3 separate regions of the Homo sapiens genome follow, and all the other regions are linked to region 2. Evidence: chromatin loops called from intact Hi-C (ENCODE). Cell type or tissue: GM12878. All regions are shown on one strand. Region 1 holds the start of APOBEC3C (apolipoprotein B mRNA editing enzyme catalytic subunit 3C). Region 2 has its middle 22 kb from the start of APOBEC3H. Region 3 holds the start of LOC107985563 (a long non-coding RNA gene).

Region 1 (8,000 bases), 110 kb after region 2:
TTATTTTATTTCTTTACTTTTCATTTTTCTGGCTACATAGTAGGCCCCAGGGTGTTTTATTCATTGAGTTTCCCTTCTTCTATCCTTCTCCTTCTCTCTTTATTCTTTTATTTTTATTTTTTTCAAAGATGGAGTCTTGCTCTGTCGCCAAGGCTGGAGTGCAGTGGCACAATCTCGGCTCACTGCAACCTCTGCCTCCCAGGTTCAAGCAATTCTCCTGCCTCAGCCTCCTGAGTAGCTGGGACTACAGGCATGCACCCCCACACCTGGCTAATCTTTGTATTTTTAGTAGAGACTGGGTTTCATCATGTTAGCCAGGCTGGTCTCGAACTCCCAACCTCATGATCCGCCTGCCTCAGCCTCCCAAAGTGCTGGGATTACAGGCATGAGCCACCGCGCCGTGCCCGGCCCCTTCCTTCTTTATTTTATTGATTCTTTCCCTGTCTCATAGACTCATGTGTGAATTCTGCCATCTTTTCTCCCAGGCATCCATTCACCAGGCATCCTCAGCCCCTGCTATGGCCTGGCTCTCTGGGGTCAGCTTTGTTCCCTGCCTGCCTTCTGCTGAGGAATCAGGGCAGTGGCGGGGGCGGCCCCACCAGCCCGCAGTCACTGGCCCAGACACAGCGCTGGACACAACACCCCCCGCTTCCCACAGCTGCTGATTCCCGAGGACTGCCGGACGCACAGCTCCATAACAAGATTTTGGGAAACAAAGTCAAGAGTGAGGGTGCTGGGCGCTAAACAAGGCCTTTTGGGAGGAAGCAAACCCCCTCCACGATCTGATCACAGGAGAGTCAGGGAGGAAGATCTGGGCCATGGACTTAAAAAATGTGGGGAGGCCGGGCACAGTGGCTCATGCCTGTAATCCCAGCACTTTGGGAGGCCAAGGCGGGCGGATCATGAGGTCAGGAGATCGAGACCATCTTGGCTAACACCATGAAACCCCGTCTCTACTAAAAAAAAAAAAAAAAAGAAAAAAAGAAAAAATTAGCTGGGCATGGTGGTGGGCGCCTGTAGTCCCAGCTACTTGGGAGGCTGAGGCAGGAGAATGGCGTGAACCCGGGAGGCGGAGCTTGCAGTGAGCTGAGATTGTGCCACTGCACTCCAGCCTGGGCGATAGAGCAAGACTCCGTCTCAAAATAAATAAATAAATAAATAAATAATGTGGGGAGGAGGCCAGGGGCATGGTGTCTCACGCATGTAATCCTAGCACTTTGGGAGGCCAAGGCTGGTGGATCACTTGAGGTCAGGAGTTCGAAACCAGCCTGGCCAACATGGCAAAATCCTGTTTCTACTAAAAATACAAAAGAATTGGCTGGGCATGGTGGCAGGTGCCTGTAATCCCAGCTACTCGGGAGACTGAGGCAGGAGAATCGCGTGAACCTGGAAAGCAGAGGTTGCCGTGAGCTGAAATCAGACCACTGCATTCCAGCCTGGGTGACAGAGCGAGACTCCATCTCAAAAAAAAAAAAAAAAAAATAGAAATGTGGCAGGAAAGTGCACACAGGAGAGCCCACGCCGGGCACATCACTTATTGTTGCGTTTTCTGCATTCCCAGCTGCTTAGCTCCTATTTAGGGTGTAACTAGGACTTTGGTGCTACCTGGTTTCGGAAGACGCCCGTCTTCCAGGAGACAACTGAGCGGCGCTTTATACCTTCCACGGTGAAGCACAGCCAAGTTTCGTTCCGATCGTTGGCTTCCCATAGGTTTTTAAATTGGAAGTAGAATGTGCCTGGATACATTGCCTTCATCGGGTTTCTGAAGGCACAAGAGAGAAACCCCAATGCAGAGACCCCCGCACCGGAGTCCTCAGGGCTGATGCCCACTGAACACAGCTGCCTGGACGTCCCTGGGCTCTGGGCCTCCCCCATCCCTCCACAGCCCTGAGAATGTCTGCTGCTTTCCCAGGCAGGAAGACGGGGAGAGAGAAAGAGGAGGGGACGCTGGCAGGGGCAGCAGGGCCGGGGTGACCTCTCCTAGCTGGAACCCCAGCTCTGGGGCTACCAATGGAACACCCTCAACCTCCCAGTTTTTCTGCTACTTTTTTTTTTTTTTTTTTAAAGACGGCATCTCGCTCTGTCCCCCAGGCTGGAGTTTGCAATCTCAGCTCACTGCAACCTCCACCCCTCGGGTTCAAGGGATTCTCCTGCCTCAGCCTCCCAAGTAGCTGGGATTACAGACGCCCGCCAGCACCCCTGGCTAATTTTCTGTATTTTCAGTAGAGACGAGGTTTCACCATGTTAGTCAGGCTGGTCTCAAACTCCTGACCACAAGTGACCCGCCCGCCTCAGCCTCCCAAAGTGCTAGGATTACAGGCATAAGCCACCGTGCCTGGCCTAAAATAAGAGCATTTCTCCTGATCATCATATTTTTTCCTACACTCCATGTTGCAGGTGTCATTCTGAAAGGTGAACGGTGCTCACAGAGGAGGAGCCTGTGTCTGGGGTCGTGTGCATCCTACTCTGCTCACAGTGGAGGCATCTTTGGAAGAAGTGACTTATTTTCTGGTACAGAGACCATTCCCTCCCCCACACCCTCTCCTAAGACTTTGTATTGAAACAAAGTAAATCTTACAGAAATTGCACCAAAGCGCTGAGAACAAAATGCCTGATTGCTCAAATCATCCTTTGGTTCAATTCTCCCAGTTCCAGAGCTCCCAGGAATAGTGGGAAGCACACAGAGGAAGCACCCTCCCAGGGCGGGAAGCACCAGCCCGGGCATGATTTTCGGGGGAGAGTCTCAGCAGGCGGACTGGGCTGGGGCAAGTGGGGAAGGTGGCCCATTCAGAAGCAGCAGTCGTGGGACCACACAGCAGGGCAAGGAGCTTGGCTGGGAGTGGGGGCAGCGGGGGAACCAGGGGGGAGGGAGCCCAGAGGTGGGGCTGGGGCAGGGGGAGGCCAGGGCTGAGGCCCAGCAGGACCGCCTGGCAGGAAGTGGCAGGAGGGGCCTGGCGGACAAAGCGTGCAGAGGTACCTGATCTGTGGATTCATGTTCAGCCTCTTAGATATGCTTGTCCCTGTCCCACTCTTTTCTGAAGCGCTGTGGCTTCTCTTCCTGCTTACAGCGTCCTTGCAGTTGAGCAGCCCTCTTTAAAGTGACCTCCCAGGGCCTTGTGAATCATGGCCCCTCCCCATTCCTGCTCAGGCACTGGTGTGGGAGGCCCCGGGGTGCTTCATGTTTCTCTGGCTCTGGCCCTCTTTCTGGTTTTCTCCGGGCCCCTCCTACTGGCAGAGGAACCTCCGATAAAGACAGGCTGCTCTGTCTTTATCTGTCCTGGGCAGGACCCAACGGAACTGCAAAAAGAAGAGAAAGAGAAAGAGAAAGGCATTGCAGCCTGAGCCTGGGACGCGGGTCCAGACCCAGCTGAGAGAGGGGCAGGTGCCCCGTTGCCTGGTGGTTGGGCAGGCTGGAGCCCCCTCTCCACCACCCCCTCCCCAGCCCTAATGTGTGCCCAGAGCTTTGAGCAGCACCACCCTGTTGAGTGAGGGGAGGTTTTGAGACCCCAGTGGGGAAGGAAGTGTGGACTCCGCACAGCACAAGCGAAGGCTTAGGTGTGCCTCGAGTTCCCAGCTGTGTGCTGAGTCCATCGCACGCATCCCCTCTTCCAACCTCCCAGCTTCCAGAAGGTGGGGGGCAGTTCAGCCCCTCAGAGATGTGGGCGGAGGATTACCTAGGTGCTGAGGCAAGAGACTGAAGGCACAAACTGTTTCAGTATAATAAAGAATATACTTACAATAAGAATAGTTATAATACAAATTAGATACAGAGATGATCATGGACATTATCAATCATTAGTGTAGATATTATTAATCATTAGCTTTTAATATTACTCTTTATTGTATTACTAATATAACCAAGAAATAACCGGTGGGTATAGGGTCAGGTGCTGAAGGGCTGTTGTGAGAAGTGACCGAGAATGCAAGAGGTGAGCCCTCTGTCACACCCGCATAAGGGCTACTGGAGGGCTCCTTGGTCAGGCGGTAACGCCAGTGCCTAGGAAGGCATCGTTACTTAGCGGACCACGAAAGGGAGTCTCCCTTTTCTTGGAGGAGTCAGGGAACGCTCAGCTCCACCAGCTTCTTGTGGGAGGCTGGATAGTATCCAGGCCTGCCTGCAGCCATCCGGAGGCCTAAACCCCTCCCTGTGATGCTGTGCTTCAATGGTCACGCTCCTTGTCCACTTTCCTCCTGTACTCCTGGTCCCTCTTTGAAGTTCTCAGAAGATAGCGGTAGAAGAAATAGTGAAAGTCTTAAAGTCTTTGATCTTTCTGATAGGTGCATAGAAGAAAACGCTGACGTATACTGCCTTCCCTCTCTGCTTCGGCTACCTATAAGGGAAGGGCCCCCTGTCCTATGATCACGTGACTTGCTCGACCTTATCAATCACTTGGACGACTCACCCTCCTTACCCTGCCCCCCTTGTCTTGTATGCAATAAATAACAGTGCACGCAACCATTTGGGGCCACTACCCATCTCCGTGTCTTGATGGTAGTGGTCCCCCGGGCCCAGCTGTTTTCGCTTTATCTCTTTGTCTTGTGTCTTTACTTTTTACGATTTCTCATCTCCACACACGGGGAGAACACCCACTAAGCCCCATAGGGCCAGACCCTACATCAGGGACTGCGATGTCTGCGACATCAAGCGGTGGAAGCAAGTGTCTACAAACAGGCTCACGGCCCACAGGGACCTCTCAAGGGGTTCCGTGTGGACCAAGAAAATGTGAAACACATACACACACAACTTTCTGATTATTTAAGTTCATCTAAGCATATTTTGGAGGAATGAATGTACATTGTATCCTTGAAATAATCTTCCTAAATAGATTCCTTTAAGGGGAGTTTGTTCTTGTGGGGGAAAGAAAGAGAGATGAGACTGTTATTGTGTCTATGTAGAAAGAGGAAGACATAAGAAACTCCATTGTGATCTGTACTAAGAAAAACTCTTCTGCCTTGAGATGCTGTGAATCTGTAACCCTAGCCCCAACCCTGTGCTCGCAGAAACATGTGCTATATTGACTCAAGGTTTAATGGATTTAGGGCTGTGCAGGATGTGCCTTGGTAAAAATGTGTTTGCAGGCAATAAGCTTGGTAAAAGTCATCGCCATTCTCCAGTCTCGAGTACCCAGAGACACAGTGCACTGCGGAAGGCCGCAGGGACCTCTGCCCAAGAAAGCCTGGGTATTGTCCAGGTTTCCCCCCACTGAGACAGCCTGAGATATGGCCTCATGGGAAGGGAAAGACCTGACCGTCCCCCAGCCCGACACCCGTAAAGGGTCTGTGCTGAGGAGGATTGGTGAAGGAGGAAAGCCTCTTTGCAGTTGAGATAGGAGGAAGGCATCTGTCTCCTGCTCATCCCTGGGAATGGAATGTCTTGGTGTAAAACCCGATCATACATTCTATTTACTGACATAGGAGAAGACCGCCTTATGGCTGGAGGTGAGACATGCTGGCGGCAATACTGCTCTTTACTGCACTGAGATGTTTGTATAAAGTCAAACATAAATCTGGCCTACGTGCACATCCAGGCACGGCACCTTTCCTTAAACTTATTTATGACACAAAGTCCTTTGCTCTCATGTTTTCCTGCTGACCCTCTCCTCACCATTACCCTATAGTCCTGCCACATCCCCCTCGCTGAGATGGTAGAGATAGTGATCAATAAATACTGAGGGAACTCAGAGACCAGTGCCCATGCGGGTCCTCCATATGCTGAGCGCCGGTCCCCTGGGCCCACTTTTCTTCCTGTATACTTTGTCTCTGTGTCTTATTTCTTTTCTCAGTCTCTCATCTCCACCTTTCGAGAAATACCCGCCGGTGTGGAGGGGCAGGCCCCCTTCAGTTCCAGCTGGAGAAGTTGTGCTCTCTGTAGAGGCTCTGAACTCCTCTGGCTACCACCTGAAGGCAGATAGGGAGGAGGCTGCGTGGGTGGTAGGGGGTGCAGCAGCGCCCGTTCCTGCACAGAAGCTTACCTATCGCTGCACAAAGCGGACTCCCAGTGGTTGTTTTTGGAAAGTGAAGTTTCCTTCCTTCCTTCCTTTCATCTTCCCCAATATAAATCTTTTAGTTTACAAGTAAATTTTACTATCGAAAATGAAAACTCGGGGAGGGCAGAAAGATCACACACAGGGCTGCCACTTCACACCTGGAGGGTTGCTCCGTGGCCGTCCAGAGGTGCTCCTCACTTCCCAGACGGTACTTCGGCCGGGCCGAGGCGCTCCTCACTTCCCAGACGGTACTTCGGCCGGGCCGAGGCGCTCCTCTTGAAGGTGAAATTTTCTGTTGCCATAAGAAAGAGATGGGGGCAAAGGGTAAGACCATAGATGGAAAATAATCAGTTCCGTTGATCAGAAACACACTTCTTAGAAGAAAATGTAATAATGACCCTAGACCAGGGAGGCATCCTCCAACCCAGCTGTAAGGCGGCAGTTAAGGCACAGTGGGGAAGGGACACCAGCTTTGCAGCCAGGAGACTCTGAGTTCTGCCCCTTCCTTACTGTGTGACCTTGGGTGGTTTACTTAATGTCTCCAGGCCTCTAATTGCAGGCATGAGCCACTTGCCCAGCCCATTTTATTATTTTGAAAACCTTTTCGGGCCGGGTGTGGTGGTTCACACCAGTAATCCCAGCACTGTGGGAGGCCGAGGCGGACGGATGACTTGAGGTCAGGAGTTCGAGATCAGCCTGGGCAACATGGTGAAACCCCGTGTCTACAAAAACAAAAACAAAAACAAAATTAGCCAGATGTGGTGTGCACCTGTAATTCCAGCTACTAGGGAGGTTGATGGGGGAGGATCACTTGAGCCATGATTGCATCACCGCACACCAGCCTGGGCGACAGAGTGAGACCCTGTCTCAAAAAAAAAAGAAAAAGAAAAACGTTTTCCACCTGTGTAATTTTATTTGCAAAAGGTATATATATGGCTGATTGCCGTGGCTCATACCTATAATACCAGCACTTTGGGAGGCTGAGGCGGGCAGATCACCTGAGGTCAGGAGATCAAGACCAGCCTGACCAACATGGTGAAACCCCGTCATGACTAAAAAAAAAAAAAATTACAAAATTAGCCAGGCATGGTGGCATGCACCTGTAGTCCCACCTACCTGGAAGGCTGAAGCAGGAGAATAGCTGGAACCTGGGAAGTGGACGTTGCAGTGAGCGGAGATCTCACCACTGTACTCCAGCCTGGGCCACAGAGTGAGACTCCATCTGAAAAAATTTAAAAAATAAGCCATGTGTGGTGGCTCACGCCTGTAATCCCAGCACTTTGGGAGGCTGAGGCAAGGGGATCTCCTAAGGTCAGGAGTTAGAGACCATCCTGACCAACATGGAGAAACCCCGTCTCTACTAAAAAAGAATACAAAATTAGCCAGGTGTGGTGGTGCATGCCACCATGTAATCCCAGCTACTCGGGAGGCCGAGGCAGGAGAATCACTTGAACCCGGGAGACAGAGGTTGTGGTGAGCCAAGATCGCGCCATTGCACTCAAGCCTGGGCAACAAGAATGAAACATCATCTCAAAATAACAAAATAAAATAATAAAAATAAATATTAAAAAGAAGGTTTTATATATATGGGATCTTTAGTATATGATTATATGAAATATATATCTAGAATATATATATGGGATCTTTTAATATGATTTCTTTTGATATATATAGAATCATCAGTATATGATTATATGTGGAATGTATATACGGAATCATTCGTCACTGACGTTTTTCACTCAGCATAATACCCTTGAGGTTCATCTGAATTGTTGCTGGTTTCCATAGGTTGTTCGTTTTCATTGCAGGGCACGACTCATTGCATGGATGTACCAAAGCAGGTTGAACCATTCGCCCACTGGACGTTTAGACTGGTTGTGGTTTTTGGCTATCGTGAACAAAGATGCTATGAACACAGGTTTTTGTTTTTGTTTTTGTTTTTGTTTTTTAAATGTGAGCATAAGTTTTCATTTCTCTGGAATAAATGCCCAATAGTGCAATTGCTGGATTGTA
Region 2 (8,000 bases):
CAGAAGGCCTGCTTCTGTCTGGTTTTGGCCTCTGGCTTTGAGGCTTCAGTTACTTGCAGGTGATCTTAATTTTAAGTAAAAATGGCCGGGCGCTGTGGCTCACGCCTGTTAGCCCAGCACTTTGGGAGGCCGAGGTGGGCGGATCACGAGGTCAGGAGATCAAGACCAATCCTGGCTAACACGGTGAAACCCTGTCTCTACTAAAAATACAAAAAATTAGCCAGGCGTGGTGGCGGGTGCCTATAGTCCCAGCTACTCAGGAGGCTGAGGCAGGAGAATGGTGTGAACCCGGGAGGCCGAGCTTGCAGTGAGCCGAGATGGCGCCACTGCACTCCAGCCTGGGCGACAGAGTGAGACTCCGTCTCAAAAAAAAAAAAAAAATTTTAAGTAATAAAACAGATTTTTTAATAGTTGCTTTATTCAAGATATTTTTGTGTATGGAGAGGAATACTCATTAACATTGGTACTTTATTGCTCAATTTATTCAAGTAATATAACTCTGAAAATCAATTTTCCTTAAGCATTTAAACATTATTAATTTGATTAATTATAAATCTAGTATTATAAATCTAGACTGATTCTTTTGAACACTCCAGACATCTTAACTAGCAGGCCAGACACACACAAATACAGTATTTCAGATTGATCGAGATGGCGGGATCTGAGCAATCTAATGATTGATTCTTTACAGAGTTGCACAAACCAAGGAGATTTAAACGGAGACCTTTCATCGTCAGGCCGTGTCTCTTTAAATCATGATAACAATGTTTATTTGTGGCATCCGGGACTAAGTTTCTTTTTGTCATAGAGGTGCTACTGGGGTACCTGTCAGAGTGGAGGAAAATGATGTGCAGCCACTAGAGGGCCCCTGAAATTTATTCTTTATATTTATTTATTTATTTTTAACTTTTACAAAATAGAGCTGCGGTCTCTCCATGTTGCTCAGGCTGGTCTCAAACTCCTGGCCTCAAGCGATCCTCCAACCTCTACCTCCCAAAGTGCTGGGATTACAGGCGTGAGCCACTGTGCCCAGCCTAAAATTGATTCTTCTTCTTAGTTATTATTATTTTTGGTGGCAGAGCAGAAAAGCATTTCTAAGTATATAAATACCTCTGACTTGACTTTTTACATCATCCTACCTAAATATGTTGTTGTTTTACTGACCACTAAGAATTTCTCTATATTACACACACGCACACACACACACACACAATCTCTTTCTCTCTCTCACTTAAATGAACAAATGAAAATATATTGTGTATAATTTCTTTTTTTGAATGCAGTTTATTTCATTTTGGCTTTTTTCTTTCTTCCTTTCTTTCTTTCTTTTCTTTTTTTTGAGACGGAGTCTCACTCTGTCACCCAGGCTGGAGTGCAGTGGTGCCATCTTGGCTCACTGCAACCTCCACCACCCGGGTTCAAGCAATTCTCCTGCCTCAGCCTCCTGAGTAGCTGGGATTACAGGCGTGCACCACCACACCCGGCTAATTTTTGTATTTTTAGTAGAGATAGGGTTTCACCATCTTGGCCAGACTGGTCTCAAACTCCTGACCTCCACCCGCCTCAGCCTCCCAAAGTGCTGGGATTATACATGTGAGCCACCTTGCCCGGCCTTCTTTTTGGTTTACTGCTCCCTGCTCCCCACATCCCTTGTTTCTTCTCTCCCACTTCACACGGCTCTTCAGATAACTCATGTAAATGATCTTGGAATACAAGAAATATTCTCCATGATCATAGAATTTCAAAGGAACATAGGTACTTGTGCATGAGCATATGTAGGTTTTTTCATTGTTTTATAAAAACAACATCACGTGATGTATTAGGATTCTCTAGAGGGCCAGAACTAATAGGATCTATCTATCTATCTGTCGATCTATCTATCTATCTAATAAGATCTATCTATCTATCTATCTATCTATCTATCTATCTAAAGGGGAGTTTATTAAGGAGTATTAACTCACACAATCACAAGGTCCCACAATAGTCCATCTGCAAGCTAAAGAGTAAGAAAGCCAGTCCAAGTCCCAAAGCTGAAGAACTTGGAGTCTGATGTTCGAGGGCAGGAAGCATCCAGCATGAGAGAAAGATGTAGGCTAAGAGGCTAAGCCAGTCTGGACTTTTCACGTTATTCTGCCTGCTTTATATTCTGGCCTCACTGGCAGCTGATTAAATGGTGCCCACCCAGATTAAAGGTGGGTCTGCCTTTCCCAGCCCACTGACTCAAATGTTAATCTCCTTTGGCAGCACCCTTACAGACACACCCAGGATCAGTACTTTACATCCTTCAATCCCATCAAGTTGACTCTTAGTATTAACCATCACACATGATTATACACATCATTCTGTCCCTTTTCTCAATAATTTCTTGTAGAAATTTTGGCTGCATACTAGTCAATGGTGTGAATGTACCATAAATTACACATTCATCCACCAGTGGGAATTCACTTTATTTCCAATTTATTTACCCTGCAAACAGCATCGCACTACTGATGACAAGCAGGCAACTGCGTTGGAGAGGGAGGTCATCATGGCTGCAAGGAAGGGACCGGACCCATATAATATACTACCCCTAAAGGCAGCTTCAGGCACCAAAGAAGACCCTAATTTAGTCCTCTCCATCACCAACAAGAGAAGAGTGGGCTGCATCTGCGTAGAGGACAACAGTACCATCACCTGCTTTGGGCTGCACAAAGGCGAGACCCAGTGATGCCCCAGCTATGGAACCCATTACAAGCTGGTGCCCCGCCAGCTGACGTACTGAGCACCTGCACCAAGTTACCCAAAATGTGCTGCAAAGTTTCTTCTTTCCAATAAAGAGTAGCCATTGCATTGGCTCCTTCTCCCATTAAAAAAAAAAGAAGAAAGGGCCGGGCGCGGTGGCTCATGCCTGTAATCCCAGCACTTTGGGAAGGCGAGGTGAGTGGATCACCTGAGGTCAGGAGTTTGAGACCAGCCTGACCAACATGGAGAAACCCCGTCTCTGCTAAAAATACAAAATTAGCCGGGCTTGGTGGCGCATGCCTGTAATCCCAGATACTCAGGAGGCTGAGGCAGGAGAATCGCTTGAACCCAGGAGGCAGAGGTTGTGGTGAGCAGAGATCGCACCATTGCACTTCAACCTGGGCAACAAGAGTGAAATTCCTTCTCAAAAAAAAAAAAAAAGAAAGAAAGAAAGAAAGAAAGAAAAGAAAAAAGGCCAGGCATGGTGGCTTATGCCTGTAATCCCACATCTTTGGGAGGGCGAGGCAGGAGGATTATTTGAGCCCAGGAGTTCTAGACCAGCCTGGCCAACATAGTGAGACCCTAACTATTTAAAAAAAAAAAAAGTCACATGCAGATTTTTTTTTTTTTTTTTTGAGACAGAGTTGCCCAAGCTGGAGTGTAGTGGGATAGTCTTGGCTCATTGCAACCTCTGCCTCCCGGGTTCAAGTGATTCTCCTGCTTCAGCTTCCCGAGTAGCTGGGATTACAGGCACACGCCACCACACCTGGCTAATTTTTGTATTTTTAGTAGAGATGGGGTATCACCATGTTGACCAGGCTGGTCTGAAACTCCTGACCTCAAGCGATCCGCCTGCCTTGGCTTCCTAAAGTGTTAGGATTACAGGTGTGAGCCACCATGCCTGGCCTAGTTGTCTATTTGTATCTTTTCCCATACAGACATTTTAGATTTTATGTAATCAAATAGATCTATATTTTTGTTGAAGGTCTCTGGATTCTCTCTTTTAATTATAAGGATTTTCCTAATTTCTGTTTTGTACATGTCTTCTGGATTTTTTTCTAAGATTTTAATTTTTTACATTGAAGCTCTGAGCCATCTGGAATTTATTTTTGCATATGGTATGAAAAAGGACTCAATTTTCTTCCAGATGGATAGCCAGTTGTGCCAGCACCATTTATTAAGCAGTCCAGAGTGTCCACCGAAATTAAGGCTATTGAGGCAGAAATAATTTGATAAAGGTTTATTGGAAGCCAAATGTGATGATCGACCCAGGAAGACACACCAACAAGGTTGGGGGTATTTCAGAGTCTGTCACAAGGTTTTTTTTAGGAAAGTTTAAAAGAAGGAAGGGGGAGCTGGGCGCAGTGGCTCATGCCTGTAATCCCAACAATTTGGGAGGCCGAGGTGGGTGGATCACCTGAGGTCAGGAGTTTGAGACCAACTTGACCAACATGGTGAAACCCTGTCGCTACTAAAAATACAAAAAAAAAAAAAAAAAAATTAGCCAGGCATGGTGGTGCATGCCTGTAATCCCAGCTACTTGGGAGGCTGAGGCAGGAAAATCGCTTGAACCCAGGAGGTGGAGGTTGCGGTGAGCCGAGATTGTGCCACAGTACCACAGCCTGGGTGTCATGAGCAAAAATATATCTCAAAAACAACAACAACAACAACAAAAAACAATGGAGGGGGACTCCTTTCCTTAGAGGGTACAACACAGAGGTTACCATCACCATCATGGGGTACAGATGACATCATACAGGATAAGAATGCCTACACACAAGACAATCAGTCGAACTTCAGACTTCAGCTCACCTTAAAAGAAATCAGTGTCCTATTTAGTGTCTGCAGGTTACACACTGATCAGTACATCAATCATTTGAGAAATTTATGATAAGATTCTTTAGTTGGAGACGCAATGTTACCATCGAGTCAAAAGACTGTTGCAGAACCCCAAAGGGTAGGTTTGAGTACCTGACACGCTGTAAGCCAAGCACTGACATGTGGGCGCTTAGGAGCAGAGAAAGGTTTATTCAATTTGGCCACGGCCTGAGGATGGGAGACCCAAACTCTCGAATCTGACCTTCCTTTGTAAGGTGGGTAGGGCGGGAGGTGAGATTCCCCCATGATCAAAGCTGTTTGCGTCCCTTCGTCAATCAAACTTCTGGACATCGCCAAGGAGGTCGCATGACCTCAGGATCTTCATTCTTCAGAAGCAAAACAAGTTCATGAATCTTGCAGGCAGCCTCCAGGGGGCAGAATGTGACGTTAATCAATTACTAGTGAATTGGTGAACACCCTCTACTTCAATGACCACATGTGGAGGAAGAAAAGAACAGAGAAGAAAATAAGTAACCAACATCTTATGGTTGTTATAGCATAGGCTGGGTTACAGCTCCCAAGGTGGATTGCTTTGGAAGCCTGCTTACTGTTGAACATGACTTGAAGGTTATCAACAGTTATTCATTCAATTACTCATGAATTTTCTGGGCAGCGGGTGGGGGATTCCCCGAACTGAGGACTCTTTCCCGTTTCGGACCATACAGGGTAATGTATAGATGTTGCCATGGCATTTGTAAAACTGTCAAGTCACTGGTGGTAGCGGTAGCGTCTTTTAGCACAAGAATTAATTTTAATTAGCATATAATGAGCGGTGAGGATGATCAGAGGTTTTGGCAGGTTTGGTCCGGGCCTCTTTACCGCATCCTGTTTTATCAGGGGGTCCTTGTGATCTGTAACTTGTGAAACCAGCCCTGCTGAACTACCTCAATATGAAAATAGTCTTAACCTTTGAGAAGAAGCCTTCGGTTCTAATTGATAGCCATATTTCCTGGTAATAATGTTGTAATCAACATCTTTGTATATTCCTTAAGCACTTAAATACTTAAAAAAGGGGGCTGTGTCAACCCTGAAGAGGATTACTGAGATTTTACTCATCTCCGTCCTGCATGATAAAAGAAAAATACATCCTGTTATTCCAGCAAATTGATGTTTTAATTAAGAGATCAAGGCCGGGCATGATGGCTCACGTCTGTAATCCCAGCACTGTGGGAGGCTGAGGCAGGTAGATCACCTCAAGTCAGGAGTTCTAGACCAGCCTGGCCAACATGGTGAAACCCCGTTTCTACTAAAAATACAAAAATTAGCTGGGCATGGTGGCGAGCGCATGTAATCCCAGCTACTCGGGAGGCTGAGGCAGGAGAATCACTTGAATCCGGGAGGCGGAGGTTGCAGTGAGCCGAGATCGCGCCACTGCACTCTAGCCTGGGTGACAGAGTGAGATGCTATCTCAAAAAAAAAAAAAAAAAAAGAGAGAGATTAAAAGTCTTAGATTTGCCTGTCTATTCCTATGCCAGTATCTGTCTGTCTATCTGTCAACGAAAAGAGTCAAACTCTATAAAATATTTGAATAGATTTATTCTGAGCCAAATATGAGTAAGCATGGCCCATGACACAGCCTTCAGGAGGTCCTGAGAACATGTGCCCAAGGTGGCTGGGGTGCAACTTGGTTTTATATATATTTAAGAAGGCATGAGACATCAATCAAATACATTCGAGACATATATTGGTTTGGTCCAGAAAGGCAGGACAATTCGAAGTCAGGGGGCTTCCAGGCTATAGGTAAATTTAAACATTTTCTGCTTGACAGTCGGTTTAGTTTGTCTAAAGACCTGGGATCAACAGAAAGAAAATGTTGAGGTTAAGATAAAAGATTGTGGCTGGGCACAGTGGCTCACACCTGTAATCCTAGCACTTTGGGAGGCCGAGGCGGATGGATCACCTGAGGTCAGGAGTTTGAGACCAGCCTGACCAATACAGCGAAACCCCATCTCTACTAAAAATATAAAAATCAGCCAGGCATGGTGGCACGCCTGTAATCCCAGCCACTCGGGAGGCTGAGGCAGGAGAATCTCTCAAACCCAGGAGGCGGGAGGTTGCAGTGAGCAGAGGTCCACTGCACTCTAGCCTGGGTGACAAAACTAGACTGTGTCTCAAAAATAAATAAAATAAAATAAAATAAAAGACTGTGAAGACCAAGTCTCTTTTGAAGTCTCATAGTGGCTGCCCTTAGAGACAAGAGATGACAAATGTTTCCTATCAGACCTTTAAAAGGTGCTAGACTGTCACCACCGGTAACACTCCAGTCTGGATGACAGCAAGTCTCCTTCTAGAAAAAACCAAAAACCAAAAAACAAAAAACCACCTCTGATCCCCAAGTTTTCCGTGAGACTGATTTGAGTAATAATAAAATTCCAGTCTCCTGCACAGCCTGCTCTGCGTGAATTACTCTTTCTCTATTGCAATTGCTGTGTCTTGATATAAATCAGCTCTGTCTAGGCAGTGGGCAAGGTGAACCCCTTCAGCGATCATATTGGAAAGTAAGTCATGAAACAGAGGGTTAAATAAAACTCATCTGATGAGAATTTATGGTTTATAGGGCATGACTCCCCAGACCCCTTAGATAGGAATTTGGGCAAGATTAAAAAAAAAAAAAAAGCAGAGCTTAGTCCTCATATCTACCTATCTATCTATCCATCCATCCATTCATCTATCCATCCATCTATCCATCATCATCTATCTGCTTCTGAGACCTGAAAGGCTAGTAAAGGTAATCAAAATATCCTTCTCTGATATATTTTGAGATGGCTGCTCCTGCAAACAGAAGCAGCCCTGCAAAGCGGTCTTCTATTATTATTATTATTTTGAGACTGAGTTTCATTCTGTCCTCCAGGCTGGAATGCAGTGGCATGATATCTGCTCACTGCAACCTCCGCCTTCTGGATTCGAGCGATTCTCCTGCCTCAGCCTCATGAGTAGCTGGGATTACAGGCACACACCACCACACCCAGCTAATTTTTTTTTTTTCTATTTTTGGTAGAGATGGAGTTTCCCCGTGTTGACCAGGCTGGTCTTGAACTCCTAACCCCAGGTGATCCGCCCACCTCGGCCTCTCAAAGTGCTGGGATTACAGATAGGCTTGAGCCACCGCGCCCGGCAAAAGCGGTCTTTTGTGGGGGAGATTTGCATCTGTAGAAAATCTGCATTGCTGCAGCCTGGTTTTCTCCCAGGCCCTCCCTTGTCCAGATCTAGGAAAGAGGAACTGAGATTCTGACACCCTAAAACTCTGAAAGAAACATTTACCATCTTTTTCCTCCGAGGACTGCTATCTGTGAGGTTTCATCTACATAACAAGACCACCTTTGCCAGCCAGGCCTCCTCTTCTCCCTTTCCCATAGCCTGTTTTGCCAGGATCCAAGCCCCAAATCTTTCTGTAACCTCAA
Region 3 (8,000 bases), 51 kb after region 2:
GGGTGGCCAAGTGCCCTGGCTCATGCCTTTAATCCCAGCACTTTGGGAGGCCGAGGTGGGCAGTCAGGAATTCGAGACCAGCCTGGCCAACACGGTGAAACCCCATCTCTACTAAAAAACACAAAAATTAGTAGAGTGGTTCTGGGCACCTGTAATCCCAGCTACTCAGGAGGATGAGGCAGGAGAATTGCTTGAACCTAGGAGGCAGAGGTTGCAGTGAGCAGTGATTCTACCGCTGCACTTCAGCCTGGGCAACAGAGTGAAACCTCCTCTCAAAAAAAAAAAAAAAAAAAAAGCCTGGATACAATGGCTCATACCTGTAATCCCAGCACTTTGGGAGGCCGAGGAGGGTGGATCACCTGAGCTCACAAGTTCAAGACCAGCCTGAGCAACATGGAGAAACCCCATCTCTACTAAAACTACAAAATTAGCCGGGCGTGGTGGCGCATGCCTGTAGTCCCAACTACTGGGGAGGCTGAGGCAGGAGAATCGCTTGAACTCGGAAGGCAGAGGTAGCAGTGAGCTGAGATTGTGCCACTGCACTCCAGCCTGGACAGCAAGAGCAAAACTCTGTCTCAAAAAAAAAAAAAAGTTGATATTTGGAGGCAGAGAGATCCCAGAGGTGCAGGTGCAAAGAGGAAAGGCCACAGAGGACACAGCCAGAAGAGACTCTCTGCCAGCCAGGAGGAGCGGCCTCAGAGCAAACAACCCAACCCACCCCGCGAACGTGTACTTGCAGCCTCCAGATCTGTGAGAAAATAAATGCCTGCCATGTGGGCACGTGACTCGGGGCATCTTCTGTGGAGGCCACAGCATGAAGGGGTCATTTTTATAGAGAGTCTCATTCTCTAATAACTTACATCTGCCTTGAAAATATTGAGTCAAATTTAAAGTGTGGAGAAGAGCCTCTAAATTTCACATGTCATTCGCAAAGAAAGAATTGTAATTTGGGACATACACGCAGTCCGGGTGGTGTTCACCATATCAGGAGACCCATCTGCCCCCCATGCTGTCCCTCCTGCACCCAGTCACCTCAGCCCCCCACGTCTCACCTTTGTAGCCCACGAACTCCATGGAGGCCCCTTCCTGACTCAGCCTGTGGAGCCCCTGCTGGTAATATGGACACTGGAAGTAGTAGAGGCGGGCGGCAAAGATGGTGAGCTTCACGTTGCTGTGCCTGGCCAGGAACTTGCCACCTCCCCTGCACACTCTGGGCAAGGGCTCCAAGATGTGTACCAGGTGACCTGGTAGTTTTTGTTAGGAGACAGTGTGTTGTCGCAGAACCAAGAGAGGAAGCACCTTTCTGCATGACTATGGGTCTCAGGATTGACCTGGGAAGGAGGAGGAGGAAGGCAGGGGGAGCTCAGACTAGGAGCAGGAGGAGTGCGGGAGTGGGGCGATGGGAGCAGAGAGTGGGCCTGGAGCCCCAGGGCATTTCCTTATTTATTTATTTTTGAGACAGGGTCTCTCTCTGTTGCCCAGGCTGGGGTGCAGTGGTGCGATCTGGGCTCACTGCAGCCTTGACCTCCCAGGCTCAAGGGATCTTCCTACCTCAGCCTCCTGATTAGCTGGGACTGCAGGCGCGTGCCACCACACCTGGCTAATTTTTTTTGTATGTTTTCATATCTTTTTGTATAGATGGGTTTCGCATGTTGCCTAGGCTGATCTCAAACTCTTGGGCTCAAGCGATCCTCCTGCCTCAGCCTTCCAGAGTTCCAGAGTTCTAGGACTATGAGCATAAACCACCATGCAAGTCCTTATTTTATTTATTTACTTTTCATTTTTCTGGGTACATAGTAGGTCCCAGTGCATTTTGTTCATTGAGATTCGCTTCCATCCTTCTCCTTCCTTCTTTATTTTTAATTTTTATTTTTTTCTGAGACAGAGTCTCACTCTGTAGCCAGGCTCGAGTGCAATGGCACAATCTCGTCTCACTGCAACCTCTGTCTCCCAGGTTCAAGGGATTTTCCTACCTCAGCTTCCCAAGTAGGTGGGACTACAGGCTCGTGACACCATGCCCATCTAAATGTTGTATTTTTAGTAGCGACAGGGTTTCACCGTATTGGCCAGGCTGGTCTCGAACTCCCGACCTCGTGATCCGCCCGCCTCAGCCTCCCAAAGTGCTGGAATTACAGGCGTGAGCCACCGCACCCGTCCCCTTCCTTCTTTATTCTATTGAGTCTTTCCCTGTTTCATCATGTCCTCGAGCACGAATTCTGGCATCCTTTCTCCCAGGCATCCATTCACCAGGCATCCTCAGCCCCTGCTGTGGCCTGGCCCTCTGGGGTCAGCCTTGTTCCCTGCCTGTCTTCTGCTGGGGAGGCCATTGGAACAGCATTGTCCCGTGGAGTTGAAGGTTGACCACAGAAGCTACTGAGCACCTGAAATAGGGCTCTGATTAGAGACTTTGGCACGTGTAAAATACACAGCTCATTCCAAAATCTCAGTGTGAGAATAAGACGAACTTTAACTCTCTCATGAGGAATTTTTTTTTTTTTTGAGATGGGGTCTCACTCTGTCACCAGGCTGGAGTGCAGTGGAGAGATCTCGGCTCACTGCAACGTCTGTATTCTGGGTTCAAGTGATTCTCCTGCCTCAGCCTCCTGAGTAGCTGCGATTACAGGTGTGCGCCACCACGCCCTGCTAATGTTTGCCTTTTTAGTAGAGACGGGGTTTCACCATGTTGGCCAGGATGGTCTCGATCTCCTGACCTCGTGATCCACCCACCTCGGCCTCCTAAAGGACAATATTTAAATGTACTACAATTAAGCCTGTATGTCAAAGGGTCTTTTCAGGACATGAAGGCACCGAAATTTGCCAGGTCTGTAAACCATGCAGAACCAGTCTGTTGTCAGTGGTCTTCTGATCTGGAGGAAGTTACTGAAATCAGTCTCTTGCCCAGGGAAAGCTGGAGTTAGGGCTGTGGAGCAGGGGCTCTGTTGCTCCGTGTCAGCGCGCTGGATGAGCTGCGATTGTTTTCATCTTCTTTATCTCGAGGCAGTTCTTGTTTAGCTGCTAAACAAGCAAAAGAAAAACCTTGTGGCAGGCAGAACAGAGTTGACTGTTGAAGTGTAGGGTGTGTGACCTCACCCTTGCCTGGCACGGCCTGAGGTCCTGGTTGTGATTTGGTATCTGATTGCCATGAAGAGTCTGTTCTGGTTCTGCCGGTCTTATGATTCTGTTTTAACATTACTGCTGGTCAGTTGTGTCTAAACTGCAAAAGGGAGGGGTGATAATGAGGCGTGCCTGACCTCCCCTCCCATCATGGCCAGGAACTCAGTTTTAAGGTTTTTCTGAGATACCTTTGGCCACTAGGGGCCAAAGTTGGTAAGTGGGGGCTAAGGATTCTATTTTTAGTTATAGGCGTGAGGACTAAGCTCTGATTTTTTTTTTTTATCTTTCCCAAATTCCTACCTGTCAGTCCTCTGAGCCCAGCCTGCGAGTATACATCCAGATGGCCTGAGGCACTGAAGAACCACAAAAGAAGTGAAAATGGCCGGTTCCTGCCTGAACTGATGACATTACTTTGTGAAATCCGTTCTCCTGGACAATGAGTCTCAGAAGCTCCCCCACCAAGCACCTTGTAACCCCCACCCCTGCCCGCAAGAGAAAAATCCCCTTTGACTGTAATTTTCCACTACTCACCCAAATCCTATAAAACTGTCCCACCCCTATCACTCTTATCCTGCTCAATGCCAATATCCCAACCCACAGCAGGCTTTAAAAAGGTTAAAGCCTCTTATCACCAGCCTGTTACAATATGGCTTTTTAAAGCCTACAAACTCTCCTTACAACTCTCCTGTCCTACCTGTCCAAAAACTGGACAAGTATTACAGGTTAGTTCAGGATCTGTGCCTTATCAACCAAATTGTTTTGCCTATCCACCCGGTGGTGCCCAACCCGTACACTCTTTGTCCTCAATACCTTCCTCCACAACTCACTATTCCGTTCTTGATCTTAAAGATGCTTTTTTCACTGTTCCCCTGCACCCCTCATACCAGCCTCTCTTTGCTTTTACCTGGACTGACCTTGACACCATCAGTCCCAGCAGCTTACCTGGGCTGTCCTGCCACAAGACTTCAGGGACAGCCCTCATTACTTCAGCCAGGTTCTTTCTCATGATTTACTTTCTTTCCGTCCATCTACTTCTCACATTATTCAATATTTTGATGATCTTCTACTTTATAGCCCCTCCTTTGAATCTTCTCAACAAGACACCCTCCTGCTCCTTTAACATTTATTCTCCAAAGGATATCGGGTATCCCCCTCCAAAGCTCAAATTTTGTCTCCATCCGTTACCTACCTCACTGTAATTCTTCATGAAAACACGCGTGATCTCCCTGCTGATTGTGTCTGGCAAATCTCCCAAACCCTAGCCCCTTCTACAAAGCAACAACTCCTTTCCTTCCTACGCATGGTTAAGTACTTTTGCCTTTGGATACCTGGTTTTGCCATCCTGGCTAAACCATTACATAAACTCACAAAAGGAAACCTAGGTGACCCCATAGATCCTAAATTCTTCCCCACTCCTCTTTCCATGCCTTAAAAACAGCCCTAGAAGCTGCTCCCACACTAGCGCTTCTTAACTCAACCCAACCCTTTCCATTACACACAGCCGAAGTACAAGACTGTGCGGTCGGAATTTACACAAGAGCCGGGACAGCACCCTGTAGCCTTTCTGTCCAAACAACTCGACCTTACTGTTCTGGGCTAGCCCACATGTCTCTGTGCAGTGGCTGCCGCTGCTTTATACTTTTAGAGGCCTTCAAAATCAAAAGCTATGCTCATGCTCCACTTACTCTCTACAGTTCCCATAAATTTCAAAATCTATTTTTCTCTTCACACTTGACACATATACTTTCTGACCTCCAGCTCCTTCAGTTGTTCTCACTCTTTGTTGAGTCTCCCACAATTATCATTGTTCCTGGCCCAGACTTAAATCCGGCCTCCCACATTATTCCTGATACCACATCTGACCCCCATGACTGTATCTCTCTGATCCACCTGGCATTCACTCCATTTCCTCATATTTCCTTCTTTCCTGTTCCTCACCCTGATCACACTTGGTTTATCACCCTTTACCCCAAAATCTTTCTTCAGTTTAATCTCTCCCATGATGCCCCTAATCCCACTCAAACCAGCCCTGAGAAACATCACCCATTATCTCTCCATACCACCCCCAAAAACTTTCACTGCCCCAACACTTCACCGCTATTTTGTTTTATTTTTCTTATTAATATAAGAAGACAGGAATGTCAGGCCTCTGAGCCCAAGCCTGCACAAATACATCCAGATGGCCTGAGGCAACTGAAAAACCACAAAAGAAGTAAAAATTGCCGGTTCCTGCCTTAACTGATGACATTACCTTGTGAAGTTATTTCTCCTGGACAATGAGTCTCAGAAGTTCCCCCACCAAGCACCTTGTAAGCCCTGCCCCTGCCCACAAGAGAAAAACCCCCTTTGACTGTAATTTTCCACTGCCCACCAACATCCTATAAAACTGCCCCACCCCTATCTCCCTTTGCTGACTCTCTTTCCGGACTCAGCCCACTTGCACCCAAGTGAAATAAATAACTTTGTTGCTCATACAAAGCCTACTGTGGACTCTCTTCACACGGACGTGTGTGACACTATCTAAGAGGTCTGGGGAGTCATGCCCTACCAAGCATATATCCTCATCAGATGGCTTCTATTTTTATTTTATTTTATTTCATTTTATTTTAATTAAGACTGAGTTTCACTCTTCTTGCCCAGCCTAGAGTACAATGGTGCAGTCTTGGCTCACTGCAACCTCTGCCTCACTGGTTCAAGCGATTCTCCTTCCTCAGCCTCCCAAGTAGCTGAGATTACAGGCACCCGCCACCACGCCCAGCTAATTTTTGTATTTTTAGTAGAGATGGGGTTTCACCATGTTGGCCAGGCCGGTCTCGAACTCCTGACCTCAGGTGATCCACGCACCTAGGCCTCCCAAAGTGCTGGGATTACAGACATGAGCCACTGCACCCGGCCCAGATGGGTTTTATTTAACCCTATATATTGTGAGATATTTTCCAGTCTGACTCAGGCACAAAATTACGTGACAAAGAAGACAAAACATTTTACCCCAAATCATGTTTCTTTGACATATCTTGAAATGGCCCTGCAAAGTTGTCCTTTGTGGGGGAAAATTTGCATCTGTAAAGAATCTCTATTAATATAGCTGGATCTTTTTCTTCCAGACCTTCCCAGTCCTAAACATATTAACTAATTGCACCTTTTAAAGACCTGAATGGGAAACATTTGTCATCTATTGTCTCTAAGGGCAGCCACTATGAGACTTCGAAAGAACCTTGGTCTCCACAATCTTTTATATTAACCTGAACGTTTCCTTTCTATGGATGCCAGGTCTCTAGACAAACTCAACCAATCGTCAACCAGAAAATGTTTTTTGTTTGTTTGTTTTTGAGATGGAGTCTTGCTCTGTCACCCAGTCTGGACTGCAGTGGTGCGATCTCGGCTCGCTGCAAGCTCTGCCTTCTGGGTTCACGCCATTCTCCTGCCTCAGCCTCCCGAGCAGCTGGGCTTACAGGCGACCGCCACCACGCCCAGCTAATTTTTTGTGTTTTTAGTAGAGATGGGGTTTCACCGTGTTAGTCAGGATGGTCTCTATCTCCTGACCTCGTGATCCGCCTGCCTCAGCCTCCGAAAGTGCTGCAACTACAGGTGTGAGCCACTGTGCCTGGCCCACAAAATATTTAAATTTACCTGTACCCTGGAAGCCCCCCAAACCCCCTCCCCTTACTTTGAGTCATCCGACCTTTCTGAACCAAACCAATGTATTTCTTTTCTTTTCTTTTGATACAGAGTCTTGCTCTGTCTCCAAGGCTGGAATGCAGTTGCATGCTCTTGGCTCACTGCAACCTCTGCCTCCTGGGTTCACGCAATTGTCCTGCCTCAGTCTCCCAAGTAGCTGGGGTTATAGGCGCCCACCACCACACTCAGCTAATTTTTGTATTTTCAGTGGAGACAGGGTTTTGCCATGTTGGCCAGGCTGGTCTCAAACTCTTGACCCCACGTGATCCACCTGGCTCGGCCTCCCAAAGTGCTATGATTACAGGCGTGAGCTGCTGTGTCCAGCCACCAATGTATTTCTTTCTTTTTTTTTTGAGATGGAGTCTTACACCGTCGCCCTGGCTGGAGTGCCCTTGCGTGATCTCGGCTCACTGCAACCTCCGTCTCCCAGGATCACGTGATTCTCCTGCCTCAGCCTCCTGAGTAGCTGGGATTACAGGTGCACATCATCACACCGGCTAATTTTTTGTATTTTTAGTAGAGACAGGGTTTCACTGTGTTGGCCAGGCTGGTCTCGAACTCCTGACCTCATGATCCACCCACCTCAGCCTCCCAAAGCACTGGGATTACAGGCATGAGCCACTGTACCCAGCTCCTGTATTTCTCAAATGTATTTGATTGATAGCTCTTGCCTCTCTAAAATATATAAAACCAAGTTGCACCCCCACCACCTTGGGCACATGTTATCAGGACCTCCTGAGCCCTGTGTTACGGGCCATGGTCACTCGTATTTGGCTCAGAATACGTCTCTTCAAATATTTTACAGAGTTTGACTCTGTTTGTCGACAGGCCCAAGACCCAGGTGCCCACTCCCTGTCTCCTCGGAGGGCCCGCGCTTCCGGTTCTCTGGCACCTCTGGTTCCTGGTTGCCCTTCTACTTTCTGTTCTGCTTTCTCAAAAAGCTCTGAACATCTCAGGCCTCCATGTAGTACCCAATTCTACTTTTTATTGAAAATCTTACTTAAACACCAACTTGATCACTGATCAAGTTTTCTTGGCTCTTTCTCAGTCACGTTCCCTAGGCTGTGTCCTAGCCCAGAGCTGCACTGCTGGGAGGGATTTGAGAAGGGAGGGGCATGAGCAGGAGGGAGGGCTGGGTGCTCTTGGGTGCAGGAGGGTGGGCTGGGTGGAACATGCAGGAAGGTCTGGGTGGAGGGGCTGTGAGGGTC

Evidence for each region. A loop is a pair of places that touch in the nucleus more often than their neighbours do. Peaks named below come from ENCODE experiments on the same cell type or tissue, not always from the same donor. Only the 100,000 strongest peaks of a DNase experiment are listed, where the experiment ranks them.
Region 1: it touches region 2 in a loop (7-fold over the local background); 82 of 110 quality-filtered maps call a loop at or near these places.
Region 3: it touches region 2 in a loop (4-fold over the local background); 11 of 110 quality-filtered maps call a loop at or near these places.

The regions. Positions count from the first base shown.
Region 1 is chr22:39,009,357-39,017,356 of GRCh38, reverse strand. APOBEC3C (apolipoprotein B mRNA editing enzyme catalytic subunit 3C) reads right to left here and starts at 3,100. Exons shown (of 4, transcript NM_014508.3): 1 at 2,978-3,100; 2 at 1,606-1,762. The coding sequence starts at 2,994. RefSeq lists a silencer at 2,810-2,859 and enhancers at 2,970-3,079, 2,652-3,269, 2,999-3,293, 3,270-3,888, 6,218-6,719. In GM12878, a CTCF peak has its summit at 3,221 (motif pointing left); a DNase peak (open chromatin) is centred at 3,146; H3K4me3 peaks cover 2,228 bases; H3K27ac peaks cover 2,173 bases.
Region 2 is chr22:39,115,050-39,123,049 of GRCh38, reverse strand. It overlaps the pseudogene COX5BP7. Among named protein-coding and RNA genes, the nearest start is that of APOBEC3H, 22 kb to the right of the region's middle. RefSeq lists enhancers at 5,050-5,199, 5,210-5,309. In GM12878, CTCF peaks have their summits at 847 (motif pointing right) and 4,967 (motif pointing right); DNase peaks (open chromatin) are centred at 5,189 and 7,799; H3K4me3 peaks cover 102 bases; H3K27ac peaks cover 3,439 bases.
Region 3 is chr22:39,063,724-39,071,723 of GRCh38, reverse strand. LOC107985563 (a long non-coding RNA gene) reads right to left here and starts at 5,397. Exons shown (of 2, transcript XR_001755547.2): 1 at 5,366-5,397; 2 at 1,749-3,015. RefSeq lists enhancers at 1,144-1,648, 1,649-2,152 and a silencer at 4,619-4,718. In GM12878, a CTCF peak has its summit at 3,317 (motif pointing right); a DNase peak (open chromatin) is centred at 5,443; H3K4me3 peaks cover 3,190 bases; H3K27ac peaks cover 4,740 bases.